Regions from separate parts of the Homo sapiens genome. Here region 1 is linked to region 2. A link is an interaction called in ENCODE POLR2A ChIA-PET data of the cell type or tissue named here. Cell type or tissue: A673. All regions are shown on one strand. Each heading gives the region's core, and the rest is flanking DNA. Links, peaks and the distances in the headings are about the cores only. Region 1 holds the start of LOC124904896 (a long non-coding RNA gene). Region 2 holds the start of RBL1 (RB transcriptional corepressor like 1).

The links. ChIA-PET counts read pairs that join two places held together with the same protein. Peaks named below come from ENCODE experiments on the same cell type or tissue, not always from the same donor. Only the 100,000 strongest peaks of a DNase experiment are listed, where the experiment ranks them.
Region 1: POLR2A ChIA-PET joins it to region 2 with 6 read pairs; 1 of 35 experiments calls an interaction of 5 or more read pairs at or near these places.

What each region holds. Positions count from the first base shown.
Region 1 is chr20:37,906,987-37,919,325 of GRCh38, forward strand. The region is part of intron 1 of VSTM2L (V-set and transmembrane domain containing 2 like); the gene reads left to right. It overlaps LOC124904896 (a long non-coding RNA gene), which reads right to left and starts at 12,006. Exons shown (of 3, transcript XR_007067576.1): 1 at 8,637-12,006. RefSeq lists enhancers at 2,319-2,819, 7,227-8,074, 8,075-8,922, 10,241-10,742. In A673, for the core only: no CTCF peak of the experiment used is centred there; DNase peaks (open chromatin) are centred at 4,485 and 5,105; H3K27ac peaks cover 1,610 bases.
Region 2 is chr20:37,085,448-37,097,786 of GRCh38, forward strand. It overlaps RBL1 (RB transcriptional corepressor like 1), which reads right to left and starts at 10,550. Exons shown (of 22, transcript NM_002895.5): 1 at 10,326-10,550; 2 at 3,542-3,675. The coding sequence starts at 10,481. RefSeq lists enhancers at 9,909-10,008, 10,242-10,918, 10,569-10,838, 10,959-11,008 and a silencer at 10,279-10,338. In A673, for the core only: no CTCF peak of the experiment used is centred there; no DNase peak of the experiment used is centred there.

The DNA of each region.
Region 1 (12,339 bases), core at 3,553-6,052, 820 kb after region 2:
TACAGCTTGCAAGAAGCCTCACATGGCAGAGTCCCCCAGGGAATTTTTTACAATGCAGATCCCCCAAACCCGCTGCCAGAATGGTTATTTGATGGGACCCTGGAATGTACATTTTATTATTATTTTTTAATTTCTCTTGAGACAAGATCTTGCTCTATTGACCAGGCTCGAGTGCAGTGGCACAATCTCAGCTTACTGCAACCTCTGCCTCCTGGGTTCAAATGATCCTTTTACCTCAGCCTCCGAGTAGCTGGGAGTGACAGGCATGTGCTACCACCCTCAGCTAATTTTTAAATTTTTTGTAGAGATGAGAGCTCATTATATTGCCTAGGCTGGTCTTGAACTCCTGGGCTCAAGCCATCCTCCCTCCTCGGCCTTCCAAAGTGCTGGGATTACAGGCATGAGCCACCGCATCTAGTGGAATCTGCATTTTAATAAGTTCCCCAGAGGATTCTCATGCAGCCTGGGATTTGGAAGCCACTGCCTAAGTATTTACCCATACCTGGTGGGAGATGTAGGGACAGGAAATGTCTGACGCTATGGACTGGCTTGGTTTGGTTTCACAGGGGAGGGAGAGGTCCAGACAGGGGCAGGTGGATGGTCCCTGAGAGGAGCTCCAAGAAGCCTCACACTGCAGCAGACAACTCCCCTCCCACCCCCACCCTGCCACACACACACACCCCTACACACACACACACCCACACCCACCCCTAGGCCAGCACCTTCAATTATTCATATACCCCAGTGCAGACAAAGATCCTGGCTTGGCCGGGGGCTTTGTCCATTGAGTGATTCACTGTCCTGAGATTCTCTCTGTTGCCAGGAGGGACCAGCAGGGTGCTGGGGGAGGGAGGGGGCACCGGGCCATTTGGCAAGCAGCCTGTGCACTGAAAAATGACTCTGGCTTCCTCGCATTCCTTACTGAACTGTTGGTATCTCACCATCAATAAGCTGGCTAGTTTGGTGGCTGGAAGATGAAGAAAATTGAGTCCTGTCTTCCAAAGGTTATGATGTTAAAAATGTGTTCGTCTTTGTCTCGGGCGTTGGTGATTATTCTATCAATTACGCCTGTAAACACTCTGCCTTGGGCTGAGGGTTTCCCGGCCTCCTGTGGGGAATTGGCCCTCACAAGCGGTTTTCCCCAAGTCCTTCACACCAATTGGTTTTGACACCTTGCCCATCAGCAGCTCCTGCAGCCTTTTCCCCAAACAAGAGAAGCCGCAGGCGGCCAGCAGGACGCAGGGAATTTGGCTCCTTGCCATGGTGACAGCAAGGATGGTGGGCAAAGTCGCCTGCGGCAAACAAGTGGGCAGGGTGAGGGGAGTCGGGTAAGTGACCCCTTCTGATCCACCGGCTGTGGGGGCAGGAGATGGAGCTTTTGGAATGAATCATGGAGGCCCCTTGGGACCATCGTCCCAAGCCTCTCTCTTACAGATGAGAAGACAGAGACCCAGGGGCAAGGGAGAATTTGCCCAGAATTGCCCTGGAGGGTACTTCTTGGCTTTTGGGATTACCTCATCCAACTCTGTACAAATGGAGAGATTGGCTGGGCACGGCGGCTCATGCCTGTAATCCCAGCACTTTGGGAGGCTGAGGTGGGTGGATGACTTGAGCCCAGGAGTTTGAGACCAGCCTGGACAACACAGTGAGAACTCATCTCTACAAAAAAATAGCCAGGCATGGGTACGCACCTGTAGTCCCAGCTACTCAGTAGGCTGAGGCGGGAGGATCACGTGAGCCCAGGAGATGGAGGTTGCAGTGAGCTGAGATCGTGCCACTGCACTCCAGCCTGGTTGACAAAGTGAGACCCTGTCTCAAAAGTAAATAAATAGATAAAAATAAAAAGAGGAGAGATAAACATATGGAAGCAAGTGTGTGTTGAGTGCCATGCCAGGGCCTTGAATGGTATCATCTCATTCAATTCTAACGAGAACTCCAAGAGGAAAGACTGTTTCGGGCCCACTGTTTAGATGAAGAAAATGAGACTCGGGGAGGTTAAGTGGCTTACCCAAGGTCACACACCTACCAAGTGTCAGAGGCTGGACTTGAACTGAAGAATCTGGCTTCAGGGCTGGGAGTCCAAGGAAAGAGGAGGAAGAGGCCCACGTCACACAGAGGGGAAGAGCAGGGCTGGGACTTGAGGCTTGGCTCTGGGGTGGAAGGAGTGCAATGGCCTCCGCATTCCACACCCAGGAGGGCGAGCAGCAGTGGGAACAGAATGCTATCCCAGCGACCCTCCAACTTCCCTCGATTTTCGAAAGCATGGGGAGAGTGTGTAGTGTGAACAGCGGCACAGGTGCCCACGTGAGAGTGTTTGGCCATCACCTTGGACTTTGGGGACCAAACCAGCTGCTGATGGTGTTGTGGGAAGACTCTCTCAGTCCTGAAAGGAGTTTGGGGCCCGCTGGGCACACTGGGGTCAGATTCCCTTGTGTCCTGGGACCCAGGACAATGCCCGGCCCAGGGAGGTGGCAGGGAATGAATGAATGGATGACGAGGAGGACGAAGCAGGGGATGAGGTCTGAATTCTTAAAGCTTTGCTCATTCCAAGTCAATATATTTTTAAACATTCAAATGATTTTAATTTCTTAAGGAATCTATGTTTATAGGGGGAAAAAATCACAAAATTGGAGCCCCCTCCTTATCCCTGCTGAGCAGAGCAAGGACATCCTGGAGTGGGCAAGGCTGATGGCACCTTGCAGTGGGTGGGCCCAGGCTCTGGCCTTGGGGTGCATATGTGATGCTGCAGCCATGAGGATGGGGGAGTCCAAGGGTCGCGCCCTTCTCCCCTGACCCTGATGAGGCACTTGCATCAGAAAAAGCAGCAGTGGTCCAGCTGGGGAAGAAATCTGCTCCTCTCCTAGCTGCTGGTCCTGGGGTCCAGAGCCCACCCAGCTGGCTCCCCCTGGTTCCCACTGCTCCAGAGAAGTGAGGTGGCAGTGGGGAGGCAGAGAGGGGCTGCTGCTCCTCCAGGTTCCCTTCTCACAGCCAGGCCTCCCTTCCCTTCCTTGAAGCCATCAGGGCGTCCCTGGGACTCAGCTCCACTTCACCCCCAGTTTCAACCCTCTTCAAAACCCCCCAGGGCCCGCAACAAGATTGGGTCCTACCGGAGAGATGATTTTAGGCAGAACCTAGAGAAACCTCTTACATTTTAATAGTTAAGCATTTATTTTAATGTGTACTGAAAAAATATAACTAGCACATCAAAACTGTGATTTCACACATATGATTGCTTAGGATGAGACTAATGGGGGTATTAAAAAATGGTGGGTTAGTTTATAGAAAAACATTAAGGACATAATAGCGCAGGCGGTGCGTGGGCATGTCCGTGGGGATCCACAGTGTGGACATGACTTGGAGACCCGGGGGCATCCAACAGGCTGCCCTGTCACACTGCATGCTCCATACTCTTCATACTGGGAGCTACTGGCCTAATGAGGCTGCTGCCATGTTTGGGAAGCTTGGTCATTCATTCATTCTTTTATTCATTCAACAAATATCAATTGGGCACCTGTCATGTGCCAGGCTCTTTTAGCCACTGGGAACTTATCAGTGAAGAAGACAGCTAAGGTTCTTGCTCTCTTAGAGTTCTCAGTCTAGTAGGGGAGACAGAAAACTGAACCCATAAAGAATATGTAAGTATAGAGCTGGGTGCGGTGGCTCACACCTGTAATCCCAATGACTCAGGAGGCTGGGGCTGGAGGGTCACTGGAACCCAGGAGATTGAGACCAGCCTGGACAACATAGTGGACCCTGTCTCTCAAACAAAAAAAATACAGAATTACCCAGGTGTAGTGGCTCATGCCTGTGGTCCCAGCTACTTGGGAGGCTGGGGTGGGAAGATCACTTGAGCCCAAGAGTTCAAGGCTGCAGTGAGCTGTGATTGCACCACTGCACTCCAGCCTGGGTGACAGAGTGAGACCCTGTCTCTTAAAAAAAAAAAAAAGAAAAAGAAGAAGAAGAAGAAGAATATATACGTATTGTGATAAGATTTAAGAAGCTGGGGCCGGGCGCAGTGGCTCACACCTGTAATCCCAGCACTTTGGGAGGCCGAGGCGGGTGGATCACAAGGTCAGGAGTTCAAGACCACCCTGGCCAAGATGGTGAAACACCATCTCTACTAAAAATACAAAAATTAGCCGGGCATGGTGGCGGGCACCTGTAATCCCAGCTACTCGGGAGGCTGAGGCAGAGAATTGCTTGAATCCAGGAGGCGGAGATAGCAGTGAGCCTAGTGAGACTCCATCTCAAAAAAAAAAAAAAAAAAAAAAAAGCTGGGATGATATTAAACACAGAAACACAGAGAAGGACACTCACCTGTGGGGCAGGGAGGGTACCCAGTAGTGAGCTCCCTGTCACAGGAGGTGTGCAAGCTGAGCCCTACCCGTTATTAGCTGGGGATATTAGTGAGGAGATTTCTGCCTTATTTCCCAAAGGAGCAAAGACTGTTGAAGTAGGCAGAGCAGCCAGAACACAGCGGGCGGCTAATAAAGATCCGTCACACGGCAATTTAGTGTGTGCTGGCACAAGGGCCCAGGTGGGTGGAGCCCCCAACGCCGAGGATGCCCTGGCCCTACCCAGGGGTCATGGCAGGGATGGGGCCTTCTCTGTCCCCTGTGTTGAGGCGTGGGGGACAGTGGCTCCTCGGTGACTTCACTTCAGCTCTTAAAGTGCCAGGATGGGGAGAGGGGCTGGGGTAATGCTGTTTTTTGTCTACTATACTCCCCTCTCCCCCACCCTGTGCCTGCCTTGCTGGGTGACTTGGCATGTCCCTGCCCCTCTCTGGGCCTCAGTTTCCCCACTGAACAATGGTGAGTTTGCTTGAGCTCCAAGCCTGTAGAATTCTTCCATCTGTATACTTAGAAACCACATCTTTTGTCCTGCAGCCAGCATGTATGTGCGTGTATGTGTGTGTGTGTGTGCATGTGTGTATGTGTGCGGGTGAGGATGGAGCTGGTGGGAGTGGTAGGATTCCATCAGCACCTTAACTCTCAGTGGCCTGCAGGCATCTGCGGACCAAACAGCAGCCAGCGTTCATCAAGAACTCTGTGTTTTCATCACTTCCCCTGCCTCCTCCCATTTACTCCCCACCATGCTAGGAGGCGGGCCCTCCCATTTTACAGAGGAGGACACTAAGGGGCGTGGTGCGACTTGCCTGAGGACACACAGATGCTGAACAGCAAAGCCGGGCTTGAGCCCAGCTTGTGGGACGACAGAGCCAGAGTTCGTAGCCTGCGCATCTGTCTGCTCCTGGCTGCCAAGCTGTGTGTGTGGGCAGGTGCTTTGTTCTGGAGCAGCGCTCCTGGCTTGGTCAGATTCTCACAGGGGTCAGTGATGCCAAAATGCTGAGAATGCCCTGTTCTGGCTACAAGCACATGGCTCCAAAAGTCTAGGCTCTGCGTCTGGGTCCAGCACTGTTAGTGGGAAGCAGTGGGGCTCTGGGGGCATGTGTGAGACCCTGTGTGTTCCTGCCTGGGGGTTCTGGTGGATGGAGCGGTGTTTCTGTCTGACTGTGTGGGTGCGGGCTGTGTCTGGGGGGTGACTGTGTGTGGTTGAAGGGGCAGTGCAGGCTGAGAGGGAGCCTGGGGGCAGGTCAGGGCTGGGCTGGTGCCCTCTGCCCTGTGCCTGTTTGCCTCAATACCAGCCTTCCCTGCCACCTGCACACTGGTGCCCTTGGAGGTGAGGCTATGGGAGCATCTGGAAGGTTAGAGCAGGAGTCAGAGCCGGGAGAGGGGGCCTTTCTCCAGCAAGCTACCAGCGAGCAGGGCAGCAGTGCCCACCCGTACCTGGGAAGTGCCCTCCACCGGCCCCTTACTCTCTGGATCTCTCTCTCTCCCTGCCCTACTGCTCTCTGGGTCTCTCTCTTTCTCTCTCCCCCTCTCTCTCTGGGTCTCTCTGATCTTTATCTCTTTTCCTCTCTATCTCTGTCTTTCGATCTCTTTCCTCTTTCTTTGCTCCTTTGTGTCTGTTGGATCCATCTTCCCCTCTCTTCTCACCGCCCCCACCCATTCCTTCCTTTCTCTCGGGTATGCACACAGCTCTCTTCGATGACATCTCAGGATTACACATACATATATTCCGTATATCATGGTGACACCCACACAGAGCAGGCACTCAGTAAATGTCAGGTGAATGAATGAGTGAGTGACCAAATGGCAAAGCTGGAGGGGACACTGACGCTTGTCTACACTGGTGGTTACTAATTTTTTTGGAAGTCACACTCCTCTTAAGAAGCTTATGGAAACTATGGATTGTTTCCTCAAAAAAATGCCACAGAGTTTTGCCCACAAGCTTCAAAGGGTTTTTTGAGGCCCCCAAAGCCTGTCTCTGGCCCCAGGCAGAAGTAGCCTTTGTTTCACGGGTGAGGAAACTGAGGCCCAGAGAGCAGTCAGGGCTGGCCTTGGGACATGGGACAAGTCTGTGGCAGGGACAGGCTTGGATCCTGGAGTCCTTTCTCTCTCCCTGCAGCCCTCTCATGCGAGCTGGGTGGGAACGAACTTCATTCACTTTTCCTAAGTCCTTGGTAAGCATACTCAGAGAGCTGGGGTCAGGAAGAGATAATGGGGGACTCTTCAGGATCCCAGGGAACAGTGCATAGGCAGGTGGGCCAAGAGAGGGAGGTCTCTAGAGGGAGCTCACTGTGTCCTAGAGCAGTCAGGGGAGACTTCCTGGGGGAGGCAGGTTCCTTCTGGGCCTGTATCCAGGGACTGCTGGGGCTGAGAGGGGACTCCAGAGGCCAGAGTGGAGCTGCGCCTGGCTGCCTGGGTCTGGCAGAGGCCTCGTGGAGAACCATGTGCATGTATTTAGAAAAGCAGGCTGCAGCTGGAACCTCCAAGAATCGGCTCTGGAGTTTGGTCTTACCCCTGGAGAAGGGGGCAGCCCTGGAAGCCTTCTGAGTGGGGAGGGCGCACGGCCAGGTTGGCGTCGGAGTGGGTTGGCCGTGGTGAGTGGAGATGGGGAGCTGAAGCAGGACTTGGGGCTGGATGCGGGCGTGCACGGACAGGAGAGGCTGCTCCCGGGAAGGCGCTGAGTTTGGTGTGAGCCTTGCTGAGTTTGTGGTTCATGGGATGCTGGGGCTGGCCGGTATCCAGGGAGGGTGGGAACGTGGGATCAGAAAAAGAGGGAATTGTGTGTGTGTGTGCGCGCACGAATGTGTGTGTGCGTGTGTGTATGTGTGTGGTGTGTGTGCATATGTGTGTATGTGTGGTGTGTGCATGTATGTGTGTGTATATTGTGTGGTGTGCATGTATATGTCTATGTGTGTGTATATCTGTGTATGTGTGGTGTCTGTGTGTATATGTGTGGGTGTGTGGGTGTGTGCATCTGTGTGTATGTGTGTGGGGTATGGGTGTATGTGTGCATGTGTGTGGGGTGTTTATATATGTGTGTGGGTGTATGTGTGGGTGTGTGTATGTATGTGTGGGTATGTCTGTATATGTGTGTATTGTGTGTATGTGTATGTGTGTGTGTATTGTGTGTATGTGTGTATTTTGTGTGTGTGTATTGTGTGTATGCGTGTGTGTTGTGTGTGTGTGTACACTGGCCTCCTTTCTAGTCCTTGCACACACCAAGTTCCTTCCAGACCTTTTCTCTCCCTGGCTGTTCCCTCTGCCCCTCGTGCTCTCTTCCCGTCTCCCGGCTCCTGGCTCCCCTGTGCTCCACGGACCCCTTAGAGAAGCCAGAAGCACATGACCTGTCAGAGCCGCATCGCACGGCCCGCAGCAGGCATCGGGCTCCCATTCAACACGCCCACCTTGCAGAGGGGAAAACTGAGGCTTAGAGAGGCGTGGTGAGCTGGGGCCCCACACCTAGTTCAAAGCAAGGGTGCAGAGCCCAACCCTATGTTCCCCCAGCCCGGCATTTTAAGGGTGTCTCTTGGGATGGGGGTGGGGTCTTGACTGACCCCTCCTTCCTCAGAGCCCCCAGGCTGGGGCCCGAGGTGGGGAAGGCGGAGAGCTGACGGCGGGGTGTCTGTTTTGCTTTGTGAGGTTTTAAAAAAATCATTTCCGGCGTTGAAGGCGGCGGCAATTAGGGCCTGCTCGCTGGGGAGCTGTTTGCCGCCTGTCGTCGGTCCGGGAAAGGGTCCCTAATGGAGGCCCGGCGGCCAGAGCGCAGGATAGTGGAAATAGTGCTCAAAACAAAGCTTCACTAATGGTCTCCCGGCAGGCAGCGGAGGAGAGGGAGGGGCGGTCGGACAGCGGCTGAGGGCCCCTGGGACAGGGCCCAGATCCACCAGCTCCTCTCTCCATGGCCCTCAGACACCCTCCAGCTAGTGCGGGAAGCCCCGGGCCCCACCCGCGCTGCTGCCTTCTTGCTCTGTGCTCTTGGCCTGTGAAATTCCCTCCCAGGCTCTGGGAACACTAAGCGCCAAGGTCCTGGGGTGGGGCCCAACCCCTTCAGCCATGAATTCTCTGGTTCTAGAATAGCCCTAGGGTTTAATAAGTCCAAGGGGCCCGGAGCCTTGAAGAAGGAGGAGCTTCTTCAAGTAGAGCCAGGCTACGTGAGGAGGTGACAGGAGAGCAGCCTGATCCTGTCCGGGAGCCCACTGTGTGCCTGCGTGATGTCACTGCAGCACCGCTCACAGCACCCATTTTACAGATGAGGAAACCGGGCTAGAAGCTCAGAGATTCACCTACCTTGAGGAGGTGCAGTTGGGTTGAAATCCAGGTCAGCCTGACTCCGGAGCCCACATATTTACTGTTGCTTCCTTGAATTTCGCAGACACGATTGGGCAGGGGTGGCAGGGGCTGGGGCTGGGGCATGTACTAGGTCCTGGGTGGGGGGTCAGGTTTGACCGAGGCCAGGTTCTGGTCAGGGTGGGGCCACCACCACCCTACCCACTGGGCACCCTCAGAGCCTCTGTTCTGGAACATCCCAAGTGCCTGCCTCCATCTGTCCCTGTCCGTTGGTCTCTGCCTCCCCTTTTGCCCCGTCCTTCATGTCCCTGGCCCTCCTGCCTCCACCCTCAGCGCCCCTTACAGCCCTCACTGTTCTTTCTCCTCAGTGGCTCTGAGGCTGCTCCTTTCTGGCGTGCTGGAGCAAATCCATCCCTGTGATTGATGCAGCCTCCTTTGCTTCCCCCACTTCTTCCCTCTTAGCCCCTCCCGGCAGCAGAGGATGGCTATGCGCCTCGGCTTTGGGATCTGACACTAAGGCTCAAATCCTGCCCCGCTCCAGCCTCTCTGAGCCTCGTTATGCATCCGTGCAATGGGCTCACCCCACTAGCTTTGCAGGATGTACTGGGGAGAATGAAAATAAATGGTATCGGTAGAGACGTCGGGACGCCTGTGTGCCTGCTCCCGGCTCCTGGCTCCCTGCCCCCGCCCCTGCCCTATCTCTGGCTCCCTGAACACTCCCGCGCTTGCCTCCCTCCCTCCCACCTGCTCTCACTCCTTGTGGCCCAGACATGTGGGAAGAGGAGGCGGGAATTCCACTGGGGAAACCTGCTCAACTCCCACAATCCTGCAAGTGCCAGAATATTTTAGTTCTCCTTAAATCTCCCTAGATTTGTAATTCTACTGCTGTCTACCTCAATATGTGCTGGTGGCCTTGGGAGGCGCCCTGCTTCCAGCTTGCCGGCTCCAGCACTTCCTGCTCAGCTATGTCGGGGTGTCTGGCAGGGAACCTGGGCAAGTCCCCACCCACTCCGTGCCTCAGTTTCCCCATCTGTAAGAAGAGGACAATGATAGTGGCCACTTCCCAGGTTGTTTTGGGGATTAGGTAGGATATTTTATTGTATTAAAGAAACACCTCTATGAAAAGTAATGAATTACTGATGTGTGCGACAATGGTAGATGAACCTCAAAAACTCTATGCTAGATGAAGGAAGCCAGTCACAAAAGACCACATATTATATGATGCAGATGATATGAAATATCCGGAGTAGGCAAATGTGAGAATGCAGATTTGAGGTTGCCAGGGGTTAGGGGAGAGTGGGGAGTGAGGAGTTTCCTTCTGGGGGGAAGACAGCATGTTGGGACTAGTTGCATCACATTGTGAATGCACTAGATGCGACTCAATTGTCCACTTTAAAGTGGTTAATTTTGGCCAGGTGCGGTGGCTCACACCTGTAATCCCAGCACTTCTGGAGGCCAAGACGGGCGGATCACGAGGTCAGGAGTTCAAGACCAGCCTGGCTAATGTAGTGAAAGCTTGTCTCTAGTAAAAATACAAAAAAATTAGTCAGGCGTGGTGGAGGCCGCCTGTAATCCCAGCTTCTTGGGAGGCTGAGGCAAGGAGAATTGCTTGAACCTGGGAGGCGGAGGTTGCAGTGAGCAAAGATCATGCCACTGCACTCCAACCTGGGCGACGGTGTGAGACTCTGTCTCAAAAAAGAAAGAAAAAAAGAAAAAAAAAATGTTAGCTATTTAAATTTTTACTAGGCAGGGCGGCCCCTCCTCCATCGGCCAGAGACAGGCAAGGACCCACCTGGGTGAATGTGCTTGTGTCTAAGGCTCAGCAAGGAGTGGGTTCCACCAGGGAACAGCGGTTGTTGTGGACCTTCTGGGTGCTACACACTGAAACAGGCTCTTCACTTGCATTTGCCCATTTAATCCTCAAAATAAGCCTGTAATCAATGACACAGTGGGAAACCAGAGCTCAGAGTAGTGAAGCAGCTTGCACAATGCCACCCAGCACGCCAGGGAGAGCTGTGGCTTGCATCCTCACCGTAAATCCTGGGCTCCCCCTCGCCCTAGTGCCCGACCGTCCCCCTGGCCCCTTCCCCTGTTAGCCACCACACCAGCACTTCCTGTGGGTAGAGCACAGTCTGAGCTCTGCGGAGCCTGGGGTTGCGGAGAAGGAGGCTTTGGACTGGATGGGACAAGAGGCCGTTGATGGCGTGCGGCCCACGCAGGAGAGTAAACAGCTCTCACCAGGGGCAACATTTCTTTGATGTCTCCTATTTCATTCAAAATTTATGACTTCTATATTCTATCCCATAATATATTCATGTTTGTTTTAATACAAAAATAACGTTCTTGTCCCATGTTTCTGGAGTGAAGTCAATGCCTCAGGAAGTTGCTTTCCTGGTTTGAGCAGCACAGACCATAAAGGGGTCATCCATTCATTTCTTTGTTCATTCATTCTCCAAGTATGCAATTCAGGTATTTTCATTCCTTAAGTGGGTGTTAGTTCTCACTACGGGCAAGGATGCTGTCCCAAGAGCCACACTGGAAGAATCGGCAAGATTGGGATAGGGAAGTGGCAGGGAAGCTTTCCAGGTATGTGGCCCAGCAGGAGCAAGGCTTGGAGGTGGGAACTAGTGATGGGTTGTGAGATTGGGCCATGGCCATCGGAAGCCAGGGCTGGTGCTGGGTGCCCGCTGGTGTCCACACTTGAGCAGGACCTGCGTCCCAAGCCCCTTGTGATTAAGAAGAAAGTCTCTGCTGGTGCTTCTCTGACTTTAACACCTAACCTTCGCCAGTCTCCCTTGTTAATGAGAAAAAAACGGAGATTGAGGCTCATAGCCTTCAGCAGGCAAGCTTCTTTGGCTAGAATTTACGAATGCTGTTTGGTTTTCATAGCGTTTATTTTTACAGTTACCCTCTATTTATGGCAAGTGATGCTGATTTTTCATTTATGGCGGTAATAAAAGTCTTCTTTTAACCTGAATTTATTTAAGTAAAAGGGGAAAGATGCTTTGAAAATAAATATTAAGTAAATAATGGTGCATGTGGTACAGGGACCCTGTGGAAATGGTGATGGCAGCTAAAAGGCTGGGCTTGGGAGACCCCTCTCTGGTATGCCCTTTTCTGTTCTGAGTCCCCTCTGACTGTGCAAACCTCAGTCAGCCTTCAGGTCCAAGCAAGTCCCCTTCTCCTGGTAACCTCCCCTGACTCTCCAGGCAGACACGAGCCTATCTTTCTCCTAGGATCTTCTAGAACCTGCACCTCCTTCCATAGCTCCAACATGCAGTTTGCCCTGCATAACCCTGGGCAGCACTATGATTCATGGCCATATGAACAGTGCACATTCTGAACAACTGTACATGGCAGTCCAGGTTCAATCCCAGCCATTGTTCCTATAGCAGTCTCTGGCATGTGTGTCTCTCCTGGGGACTGCAGGCTCCCTGAGGGCAGGGGCCTGATCTGTGGCATCCTGGGAAGCCTGGCACGGGGCCTGGCTTAGGGTAGGGGGTCCATCAGAGCTGATCTCTTCCATTCCTTTTGAGGGAGGACTTAAGCTCCTACTGCACGCTGAGGCAGACACCTCCCACCAAGGCATGCTGCAGTTCCCTAAGCTTTCTTACAAAATGCCTTCTTCTTGGCTTCTTAGGAAGAAAGCCCATCTGCGTTTGTTTGCCTGTCCCAAGGTGAAGCAACCTTCATGAACTCACAC
Region 2 (12,339 bases), core at 6,001-8,500:
TTCTACTTATAAGCCTTCTGTATTATTTAAAATTTTTGAAAATACATTTGTGTGTACGTGTGTGTGCGTGGTAAAACATACATAACCTTTACCGTTGTAACCACTGTTAAGTCTATAGTTCAGTAGCATTAAGTACATTCACACTGTGCAACCATCACCACTGTCCATCTCCAGAGTTTGTTTCATTATTTGAAATTTGATTTTTTTTTTTTTTTTTTTTTTTTGAGACGGAGTCTCACTGTGTCACCTAGGCTGGAGTGCAATGGCGCAATCTCGGCTCGCTATAAGCGCCGCCTCCTGGGTTCACGCCATACTCCCACCTCAGCCTCTCGAGTAGCTGGGACTACAGGCGCCCACCTGGCTAATTTTGTTTTTGTATTTTTAGTAGAGATGAGGTTTCACTGTGTTAGCCAGGATGGTCTCGATCTCCTGACCTTGTGATCCACCCGGCTTGGTCTCCCAAAGTGCTGGGACTACAGGCGTGAGCCACCGCGCCCAGCCTTGTTTTTTTAATTTGAAATGGAGTCTTGCTCTGTCGCCCAGGCTGGAGTGCAGTGGCGCTATCTCAGCTCACTGCAACCTCCACCTCCAAGGTTCAAGTGATTCTCCTGCCATGTACTGCTCTACATTTGTTTTGTTATAATTCTTTTTTGTTTAGTTCCCCCAGAATCTGTCATTACAAAGATTTTTGAAATTATATGAACAATGACAAACATTGACAGAAAAAGATCAGATTGTTTTATACTAACAATGATAATGTCTTGCTCAATTAAAAAATTAACCCCATTGATCTTCATTTAATTTTTATCATCTTATTTTATTTTTAGAACCAAAGTTGTTTAAAAACATTTTTTTTAGGCTGGACACGGTGGCTTACGTCTATAGTCCCAGCACTTAGGGAGGCCGAGGCGGGTGGATCACCTGAGGTCAGGAGTTTGAAACCATCCTGGCCAACATGGTGAAACCCTCTCCCTATTAAAAATATAAAAAATTAGCCAGGCGTGGTGGCGGGCGCCTGTAATCCCAGCTACTGGGGAGGCTGAGATCAGGCCATTGCACTCCAGCCGGGGCAACAAGAGCAAAACTCCGTCTCAAAAAATAAAAATAAAAAAAAATTTAAATTTAGCATCAACTAAAACCTATTTGCCATTTCTGAATAGGGCTTTAAACTTTGCTCCTCTTCTATTCTGGAAACACAGGAATAGCAAATAGACAATGACCACAAATAGTTTTGTCCCAGAAACAAAGAATATTAGCATGAATCCAAACTGGATAGCTAAATTTGTTTTGTTTCCTATCCAGCCAAATAATTCTATATGCTTGATACTAGAGTAAGTAAAAGATGTATCTGAGACCCATAGAGTAGCTGCAAGGTGAAAAAAATTAATATACAGTAGAGAAATAGGACAACATCTTGACCAGATGACAAAAATTAACATCACCAATGAGATGCAGATGGATAACACATGCCATCATCAGATGTGATATCCTCAGGAGACAAAATCACTTATACAGTTTTCCATCAGGGAATGACTAACCTGCATCTAATCAAAAGTTAATAGGAGACAAATCCAAAATTGGGAACCATCTATTAAAAGAGGGGATGAGGGTGGGCACAGTGGCTCACGCCTGTAATCCCAGCACTTTGGGAGGCTGAGGCAGGCGGATCACAAGGTCAGGAGTTTGAGACCAGCCTGGCTAATATGGTGAATCCACATCTCTACGAAAAATACAAAAATTAGCTGGGCGTGGTGGCACATGCCTGTAGTCCCAGCTACTCAGGAGGCTGAGGCAGGAGAATCGCTTGAACCCGGGAGGCGGAGGTTGCAACGAGTCCAGATTGCACCACTGCACTCCACCTGGGCAACAGAGTGAGACTCTGTCCCAAAAAAAAAAAAGGCTGAGGCAAGAGGACCACTTAAGGTCAGGACTTTGAGACAAGCTTGAGCAACATAGTAAGACCCTGTCTCTATAAAAAGATTTAAAAATATCAGTCAGGCATGGTGGCACATGATTGTAGTCTCAGCTACTTGGGAGGCTGAAGCAGGAGGATCATTTGAGCTGAGGAGTTTGAGGCTGCAGTGAGCTAAAAAGGTGCCACTGCACTCGAGGCCTGGGCAATACAGCAAGACTCGGCCTCTAAAAAAATTTTTTTTAATTAAAGAAAGGGACAAAGTGATTGTGGATTATATTCTTCAAAAATGGTAATGTCATAAAAGAAAAAGAAAGGCTGTGGAAATGTTCCTAATTACAGAAGAATAAATAGACATGATAAGCAAATGCAATACCTGATCCTTAATTAGAAATTGTACTTCCAGGAAAAAAAATGCCATAAAGAACATTATTGAATCAACTAACAAAACTAGAACAGAGTTAGCAGGTTAAATAAAATTATTTTATCAGTGTTAATTTTGCTGAAGTTGGTAGCTGTACTGTAGTTATTTAAAGAAATACACAGTGAAGTATTTTGGGGTAAAAGGCTACAAATGTATGCTACTTAGACTGAAATGGTTGAGGATAAAAAGAGAAAGATCTGGCTGGGAGTGCTGGCTCACGCCTGTAATCCCAGCATTTAGGGAGGCTGAGGCGGGTGGATCACCTGAGGTCGGGAGTTCGAGACCAGCCTGACCAAACATGGAGTAACTCCGTCTCTACTAAAAATACAAAATTAGCCAGGCGTGGTGGCACATGCCTGTAATCCCAGCTACTCGGGAGGCTGAGGCAGGAGAATCGCTTGAACCCAGGAGGCAGAGGTTGTGGTGAGCTGAGATTGCACCACTGCACTCTAGCCTGGGCAACAAGAGCAAAACTCCATCTCAAAAAAAAAAAAAAAAGAGAGAGAGAGAAAGATCTATATATTGAAGAAAGAAAAATCAAATGAGAAAGCAAATGGGATAAAATGTCAATAACAGGTGACTCTGAGTCAAGGGTATATGGGTATTGTCCTTTTCTTATTTTTGTAACTTCTCTGTAAGCCTAAAATTATTTCCAAATTTTAAAAAATTAATTTTAAAAAGTATAGCTAAAGATTCAACACAGAGGTTTCTAGCAGAATTTGAGAAAGGCAGAGAAAGAATATGAAAATTGGGAAAGGATTATCTATGTTATAACTTAGAATTAAATGAAGTCACACAGTGGCTCACGTCTATAATCCCATAGCACTTTGGGAGGTTGAGGTGGGTAGATCATTTGAGGTCAGGAGTTCGAGAACAGCCTGACCAACATGATGAAACCCCATCTCTACTAAAAAAAAAAAATACAAAAAATTAGCCGGGCTTGGTGGTGTGTGTCTGTAATCCCAGATACTCAGGAGGCTGAGGCATGAGAATCACTTGAACCCAGGAGGCAGAGATTGCAGTAAGCCAAGACTGTGCCACTGCACTCCAGCCTGGCTGGCACAGTGAGACTGCGTCTCAAAAATAAATAAATAAATAAATAAATAAAATAAAAATTAAATGAAGTCAAATGATCTCAAAACAAGAGAAAACTGATTCCAAAATTTAGAGCTTATATAACATTTAAAAACATCAAAGAGGTTTACCTTAATTTAGCTGAACGTAGTATTCTGGTAAGTGAAACACAGTTGCCTTCCATGATACCCTTTCCAACCGTGGGAATAATGCTTTTGCGGCATGCAACATATAATGAACATGCCAACCAGTGTGTAACTTCTCCCTGGCAAGCAAAAGACAAACAGCAAAACAGGTATAATATTATGTTAAAATGCTTTAATTCTAGAAACAAGAGATGTAGAATTATCTGGTCTCAATTTTCCTTATGTAGATAAAGGGCCAGAGAAGTGAAGATATTTGCCCAAGGTCACAAAGCTGTTAGTTGCAGTAATGGGTATAAAACTCCTTACTCTTAGTTCTGTGTTTTTACAACTATAACATGCTAAATTAATATTAATCTAAAGATAAAAGCCTGGCTTGGTGGCTCATGTTTGTAATCCCAGTAACTCGGGAGGCTGAGGTGCGAGTATCACTTGATGCCAGGAGTTTAAGACTAGCCAGGGCAACGTAGACTCTAAAAATGAAAATAAAAAAATTAGCCAGGCATGGTGGTGCTTGCCTGCAGTCCCAGCTACTTGGGTGGCTGAGGCAAGAGTATCGCTTAAGCTCAGGAGTTCAAGACTGCAGTGAGCTATGTTTGTGCCACTACATTCCAACATAGGCAGCTGAGCGAGATCCTGTCTCTTAAATCCTGTCTCTTAAAAAAAAAAAAAAGAAAAAAACTCTTTCACCTACACTCCAAATCTAATACAGGCATATGCCACATAACATCTTGGTCAACACTGGACCACATATACAATGGTGGTCACTTAAGATTATAATACTTGCCAGGCGCGGTGGCTCATGCCTGGGAGGCTGGAGCGGGTGAATCACTTGAGGCCAGGGGTTCAAGACCAGCCTGGCCAACATGGCAAAACTCCGTCTCTACTAAAAATGCAAAAAATTAGCTGGGTGTGGTGGCATGCACCTGTAGTCCCACCTACTTGGGAGGCTGAGGCAGGAGAATAGCTTAAACTCGGGAGGCAGAGGTTGCAGTGAGTAGAGATCGTGCCACTACAGTCTAGCCTGGGCAACACAGGGACACTCTGTCACACACACAAAAAAGATTGTAATACTGTATGTTCTAACTGTTCTATATATTTAAAAAATTATAATTTACTGTACCCCTTTTATGTTTAGATACACACATACTCACCATTATAGTTGCCTATAGTGTTCAGTACAGAAACATGCTGAACAAGTTTGCAGCCCAGGAGCAACAGGCTATATTAAACAGCCTAGGTGTATAGTAGACTACACTATCTAGGTTTGCATAAGTATACTCTGTGAAGTTCACACAACAAAATCACCTAATGTTGCATTTCTTAGACCATGTCCCTGTCATTAAGTGAAGCATGTCTGAATTACCAGAAGAGTTTTATTAAAATTTGTCAGCATGACTTTCTTGATTTTAAGAAATGGCCTTGATGATCCTGAAGTTTCTATCGTTTTTGCTTTATGTTTCTCTTTAGTGTGGCAGGGAAAGGCAAGAACAGAGTAAAAAGTTGGCAAGGGAGTCACACATAAAAAATTAATATTAATCTTACGCAACATGAAGGAGACTGTCATTTTTGTAAGGTAAACATTTGGGGATTTACCCCAAAACATGTCATCTTTAAAATACAGTCATATGCATTGCTTAATGACAGGGATATATTCTGAGAAATGCAACATTAGGCAATTTTGTTGTGCAAACATAGCATAGCCTACTAAACCTAGGCTATATGGTATGCTTATTGTTTCTAGGCTACAAACCTGTGGAGCATGTTACTATACTAAATACTGTTGGTAAATGTAACACAATAGTAATTATTTGTGTATCTAAACACAGAAAACATATAGTAAAAATAAAGTATGTGTGGTCCATCACTGACTGAAACATTCTGCAGCACACGACTGTAGTAAGCACGGCTCTTTATATTAGTAGATATCTCAATTTACAATGCCACAAAAAGGTGACATTTGGGAATTCAACAATTTTCTGCATTAGACTTCAGACATCTCCAAGCTAGAATCACTTCATGACTTCACTGCTGAAATACAATAGCTGAAGTTTAAGGATTAAGAATTACGGATAGGCCGGTGCGGTGGCTCACGTCTGTAATCCTAGCACTTTGGGAGGCCGAGATGGGTGGATCACCTGAGGTCAGGAGTTTGAGAGCAGCCTGGCCAATGTGGCGAAACCCCGTCTCTACTAAAAAATACAAAAATTAGCCAGGTGTGGTGGCGCACGCCTGTAATCCCAGCTACTTGGGAGGCTGAGGAAGGAGAATCACTTGAACCTAGGAGGTGGGGGTTGCAGTGAGCCGAGATCACGCCACTGCACTCCAGCCTGCGCAACGGGAGTGAGACTCCATCTCAAAAAAAAAAACAAGAATTACAGATAAAGGCCAGGCACAGTGGCTCATGCTCGTAACCCCAGCACTTTGGGAGGCTGAGGCAGAGGATTGCTTGAGCTCAGGAGTTCAAGATCAGCCTAGGAAACATAGTGAGACCCCCGTCTGTACAAAAAAGGAAAAAATTAGCCGGGTATGTGGCACGTCTGTAGTTAGAGCTACCTGGGGAACTGAGATGGGAGGATCATTTGAGTCCAGAAGGTTAAGGCTGCAGTGAGCTGTGACTGACCCACTGGACTCCAGCAAGGGTGAAAGAACGAGACTCTATCTCAAAAAAAAAAAAAAAAAGAATTACAGATGTAAATCTGATAGCACAACACAATAGTGTTCTTATACACTGTTCCACAGACTGTCTTTAAGACCAAACCCTAGAAGGATAAAAAGATTGATAAAAAGATTTCTTGCAATAATCTAAAAGGGGTGGGTAGAAATGGGTGGCCATCAATAAACCCAATGTTCCTACCCTGAAGGAATGAGAAGTCTTTTCTCAAAGCACTAAATGAGGCAGGTAAGCTTAAAGATGAATATTTTTACAAGCTTTGATTAATGAATTGCTTGGGAATAGGGTCTGGTCATGGTGGCTTACGCATGTAATTCCAGCACTTTGGGAAGCTGATGTGGGTGGACTGCTTGAGTTCAGGGGTTCGAGACTAGCTTGGGTAACACAGCAAAACCCTATCTCTACAAAATACAAAAAAATTAGCAGGACGTGGTGGTATGCGCCTGTAGTCCCAGCTACTCTGGAGGCTGAGATGGGAGAAGTGCCTGAGGCCCTTTTTTTGTCTCAAAAAAGAAAAAGAGAAAGAGTTGTTTGGGATTAGCATCCAAGTATTATAGAGCCTTTGGATACAGGCTACTAAATGAAAATTCTAGCAAGATGGTGAAAATATAAGTCCTAAAATTATTGTTTCGATTTTTTTAAAGACATTAAAGAATACACTGATTTTTATTTTACTTTTTAAAACAGGGTCTCACTCTGTTGCCCCAGGCTGGAGTGCAGTGGTACAATCAGGGCCACTGCAGTCTTGACTTCCCAGGAATGAGGGCCACTGCAGCCTCGACCTCCCAGGCTCAAGCAATCCCCCCACCTTAGCCTCTGGAGTAGCTGGGACTAAAGGCACATGCCACCACACCCAGCTAATTTTTGTAGAGATGGGGTTTCACCATATTGCCCAAGCTGGTCTCAAACTCCTGGGCTCAAGTGATCCACCTGCCTCAGCCTCCCAAAATGTCGGGATAACAGGTGTGAGCCACCATGCCCAGCCTATTTTATTTTGTGTAGAGATAGGGTCTCACTATGTTGCCCAGGCTGGTCTTGAACTTCTGGGCTCAAGTGATCCTCCTGCCTCAGCCTCCCAAAGTGCTGGGATTATAGGTGTGAGCCACTGTGCCTGGCCTGACTTTCTTTCCTTAAAAAAGTCAACTATTTTATTCCATGAGAATAAAATAGAATACAATTCTATTTGATAAAATCCTATTTCATAAAAATTCTATGAATTCTATGATATCAGAAACCATTTTTTGCATTTCTAAGGCCTACTTGCCAGGCCTTAGAAATACAAAAAATGTTTTCTGATCTCACAGAACTTCACATCTGGAGCTAAGAAGAGGAACAGATACTATCATTTATAATTGGTGAGATATACAAGCTATAAGAAGAACTGAAGATAAAGTGTTGTAGGAGAATATAGTGCAGTGAATAACTGATTTTGACTACAGTTTAGGGAAGGCCTCACAAAAGGAGACAAAATTTGTAAATCAATAAAAATGTAAGCAGGAGTTTGTCAGGTAGACTAGAGAGGGGTAGGGATTGGAGAAAGACTTCTTAGGAAGCATGAGATATATGAAAATGACTACTCCAAATACCTTTAAAAAATTGATTTTAAAAAAAGAGGAAAATAAACACTGGATAGAATAAACACAAAATTTCAGTTCATACATTTGTGCTTTCTAAAGCAAGCATTGGGCTGGGCTCGGTGGCTCATGCTTGTAATCCCAATGCTCTGGGAGGCTGCGGCAGAAAAATCACTTGAGGCCAGTTCAAGACCAGCTTGGGCAACATAGTCAGATACTATCTCCACAAAAAATTGAAAAATTAGCTGAGCACCGTGGTGCATGCCTATAGTCCCAGCTACTGGGGAGGCTGAAGCAGGAACATCACTTGAGCACAGAAGTTTGAGTTTACAGTGAGCTATAATTGCACCACTGCATTCCAGGCCTGGTCAAAAGAGCAAGACCCTGTTTCTTTCCATTTTTTTTTTTTTTTTGAGATGGAGTTACACTCTTGTGCAGGGTGGAGTGCAATGGCGTGATCTTGGCTCACTGCAACCTCTACCTCCTGGTTTCAAGAGATTCTCCTGCCTCAGCCTCCTGAGTAGCTGGGATTACAAGTGCACGTCACCATGCTCAGCTAATTTTATATTTTTAGTAGAGACGGGGTTTCACCATGCTGGCCAGGCTGGTCTTGGACCCCTGACCTAAGGTGATCTGCCCACCTCAGCCTCCCAAAGTGGTGGGATTACAGGTGTGAGCCACCGTGCGCCCGGCCAAGACCCTGTTTCTAAGGAAGAAAAAAAGAAAGAAAAAATAAATAAGTAGAGCAAACATTGAAGATGTCCTATTCAACTCTGCCTAACTAGAGATTTAGCTCTCAACTTTTCCTGGTGTTGGGGGTGAGGGGAAATATTCCAGGCAGAGGGAATGGCATGGATATACCACAAAACTGGGAACAAACTTGTCATATTCAAGAATCTGAAACAGGTGCATGCCTTGACCATAGTTTGACACAGTAAATGCTTATTCAATGACAGATGGTGTGACCTTGGGCAAGAGAGACCAAATCAGACCTAGGATGTCAGAAATGCTTTCTCAGGCTTTCAAAAATCAATCTGTTTTCAATTGAGACGCCATTCATTCTAATCTCCCTTACTTTCTTATTCTTCCCACAGCTCTCCAGTCATGCCACCCACGGATGTGGACCATTGTCCTTTACCCAGTCTATCCAGTTCTGAAGACACTTTTTTCAGGTACTACTCCTTCATATATAGGCACACATACAATCGACACTTTTCCAACTCTATGCCTTTGAACCCAGCAATTATTTCACTGGGTGGTGAGTCAGTGGTGCACCCTGGGAGTGGGTCCAGCGCCCTTGGCACATGAAAGCCTTTGAACATGAGGCCAGTGGTGCTACATGAAATACACTCCATCACAATTCTGTCTACACTGGGCTTATGCTCGTCTGGGTTTCTTTCTCTGTTTTTAGATAGAGTCTTGCTGTCACCCAGGCTGGAGTGCAGTGGTGTGATCTCCACTCACTGCGGCCTATGCCTCCTGGGTTTAAGCAATTCTCCTGCCTCAGCCTCCCGAGTAGCTAGATTACAGGCAGGCGCCACCACACCCAGCTAGTTTTTGTATTTTTTTAGTAGAGATGGGGTTTCGCCGTGTTGCCCAGGTTAGTCTCGAACTCCTGGCCTCAAGTGATCCGCCCGCCTTGGCCTCCCAAAGTGCTGGGATTATAGGCGTGAGCCGCCACGCCCAGCCTGGGTTTCTATATTAGAATAATCCTAGGCAAGACAACCTTCTGAGCCTTGCCATTATCACCTGGAAAGCAGTCTAATACTCATTGCCATGCCATGTTCACAGGGCTGTTGCGAGGATAAAATGCAAGAATGATGGGGAAAAAAATCAAGTAATTATAACTGACATTTGTTTTATTCAGAGCCAGACACTGATGCAAAGCATCAGGACGATGCTCTGACGGAGGAGGAAACGTAGGGCTGAGATCAGCTTCGTGTGCACATTGGCTTTGATCAAACTGCTGCACAGCGACCGGCAGCTCCACCCTGGTGAAGCAGAGGGTGGAGGTTAAACGGCTCAGACCCTGGGTCTGGCTCCATCTCTAACCGTGTGACCTTGGGCCTGTAGCTTAACCCGTCTAGGGCTCCGCTTCCTCTTGCGTGAAATGGGGATCACAGAAGGGGTTCAGACGGAACTGAGGGTCCATTTAAAGCTCTGGGCAGTGATGTCTTGGCATGCAGTTCATTTTCACTTTACCATTATATTTGTTCTTACTGATTTAAGGGCAGCACCATGACTTTTGTGGCGCTTGGCGGGGTAGAGGGAAGTGTGGTCAGGAAGCCTGGGGTCTGAGCGGCGCGGGACCTAGGCCGCTCCTTTCCTGAGCTTCAGTTTCCCGCCTCAAAATGATGGGTGGATTGGCTGAGCTACACCCACCTTTCCCGCCCCTCGGCGCTTGGCTGCGCAGCGACCCTCCTAGGTGGGGAAACTCCCACCACCCCATAGGCCGAGGAAGGGGCGGGGCAGGGGTGGGGCCTGGCGAGGGTAGGGTCCGGCCGCCCCACCTGCTGCCGCTCACCTCTAGGCTGTAGTTGCCTCGGATGGCAGTAAAGTCGTCCAGGGCTTCGGCCGCGCTCCCCTCGTCCAGGTTCAGCTCCTGGCACAGGGCCTGTAGCGCCTCCCCGGCTGCGGCGACCACCGCCGCCCCCTCAGCGTGGGGCTTGTCCTCGAACATCCCTTCAGGCCCCGCGGGCTGCGCGCCACGGCCCCCGACTTCTTTCTCCCTCCCAGGCGCGCTACCCACAACCACCTGCGCCAAAGCGCGCGAAAATCTGCAGCTGCGGGACGTGTTGTCATCCACCGTCTGCCTCCGCTTTTCTCCTCAAAAAAAGTCCGTTTTTCCTCCGGAGCTCCTAGCAGTCCCTCCCCGGAAATGTGATAAGAAGATGTACCTCAGATTCTGAAAGACCTGTCCTTGGCCCTTGGCTGGTCGCGGGGGGCCCAGCCGGCGGGACAGAAAAAGAGCGGAGGGATCCTCAGCCCGCGCGCAGAGCCTGCTGGGAGGTGTAGTCCATCTCTTGGGAGATGAAGCCCGCGGCCTCCCCCTGTCTTCCTGGTTAGGCTCTTGGGTTTTGGGGCAGGGCTGGGCTGCCTACTGCGAGGTGGCCTCGTGCAGCGTAGTGAGATGCCTCCTCTATCCACGGGCCCTGGGTTTGTCACTGTCCCTGGGCGCCAAACATAATCTGAGCTGTACCCCTTGAGTTAGGAGATGGAGGCTGGAAGAGAAAAAAGTAGCCCCTGGACGAAGAGGGGCCTCTTGGGACTCTCCCCAAAGTCCTAGTGCCCAGTGAGTGGTTCGCTAAATGACAGAGGGGAAGGATTGGTGACGGATATTAGAAGACGAATCCTCATCTCATGCTAGTCGCTAAAAGAGGCAGGCAGAGAAGACTGCAGTAAATGAGGCAGGAGAATAGGGTCTGGAGGCAGGGAACCTATGGCTGTTTCACGTGACTTCTTAGAACTAAATTGAAAGGAAAACCCCAACTTTCCACGCCTAAGTAACAAAAGAACCAGAGGCTGTTCCCTTGGACCTTTTCTGCATGGCAGATGGGAAATTGGCTGTCTGCAACAAATCACACTGAGCGCCTTCCAGTCTTTGTTTGCAACTTTGTAACTTCACTCCAGCCTCTGAACGGTTGCTGTCCACAACCAATCAGACTGATGGCGGGAGAGTCTTCCTTTGCATAGAAGTATAATTTTGTTAACTTCACCCTGGCCTCTGATTGGTTGCTTTCTGCAACCACTCAGACTGATTGTGGGCTACCACTTCAGTTACATCAAGAGAGCATAAAGTGGCCAATGGGAAACTTCTAGAGGGTATTTGGACCCCAGAAGATTCTGTGTCTGGGCCCTTGAGCTGCTGCGTGGGTTCGCTTCCCCACTATGGAGTGTACTTTTGTTTTCAATAAATCCCTGTCTTCGTTCTTTTGTTGTTCCATTATTTGCTTTGCCTGTAATCCCAGTACTTTGGGAGGCCGAGGCAGGTGGATCACTTGAGTCCAGGAGTTTGAGACCAGTCAGGCCAACAAGGCAAAACCCCGTCACTACTAAAAATATAAAAATTAGCTGGGCGTGTGGGTGCACTTGTGTAATCCTAACAACCTGGGCAACTGAGACATGAGAATAAAGAATCGCTTGAACCGAGGAGGCAGAGGCTGTAGTAAGCCAAGATTGCACCACTGCACTCCAGTCTGGGTAACAGAGTGAGACTCTGTCTCAAAAACAAACAACTGAGGACACATCTGTCAAACCCAGCCTCACCTGCATGCATTTAAAAAAACCAAAAATCAATATGCCCTTCCTTATATTGGTTTTATTTTTTCTTATTATCCCAGGACATGCCCATTTAACCCAAAATTGAGCTTTTCTGAATAGAAAATGAAGTATGGAAGGCCGGTTGCAGTGGCTCACACCTGTAATCCCAGCACTTTGGGAGGCTGAGGCAGGCGGGTCACCAGATCAGGAGATCGAGATCATCCTGGCCAACATGGTGAAACCCCGTCTCTACTAAAAATACAAAAATTAGCTGGGCA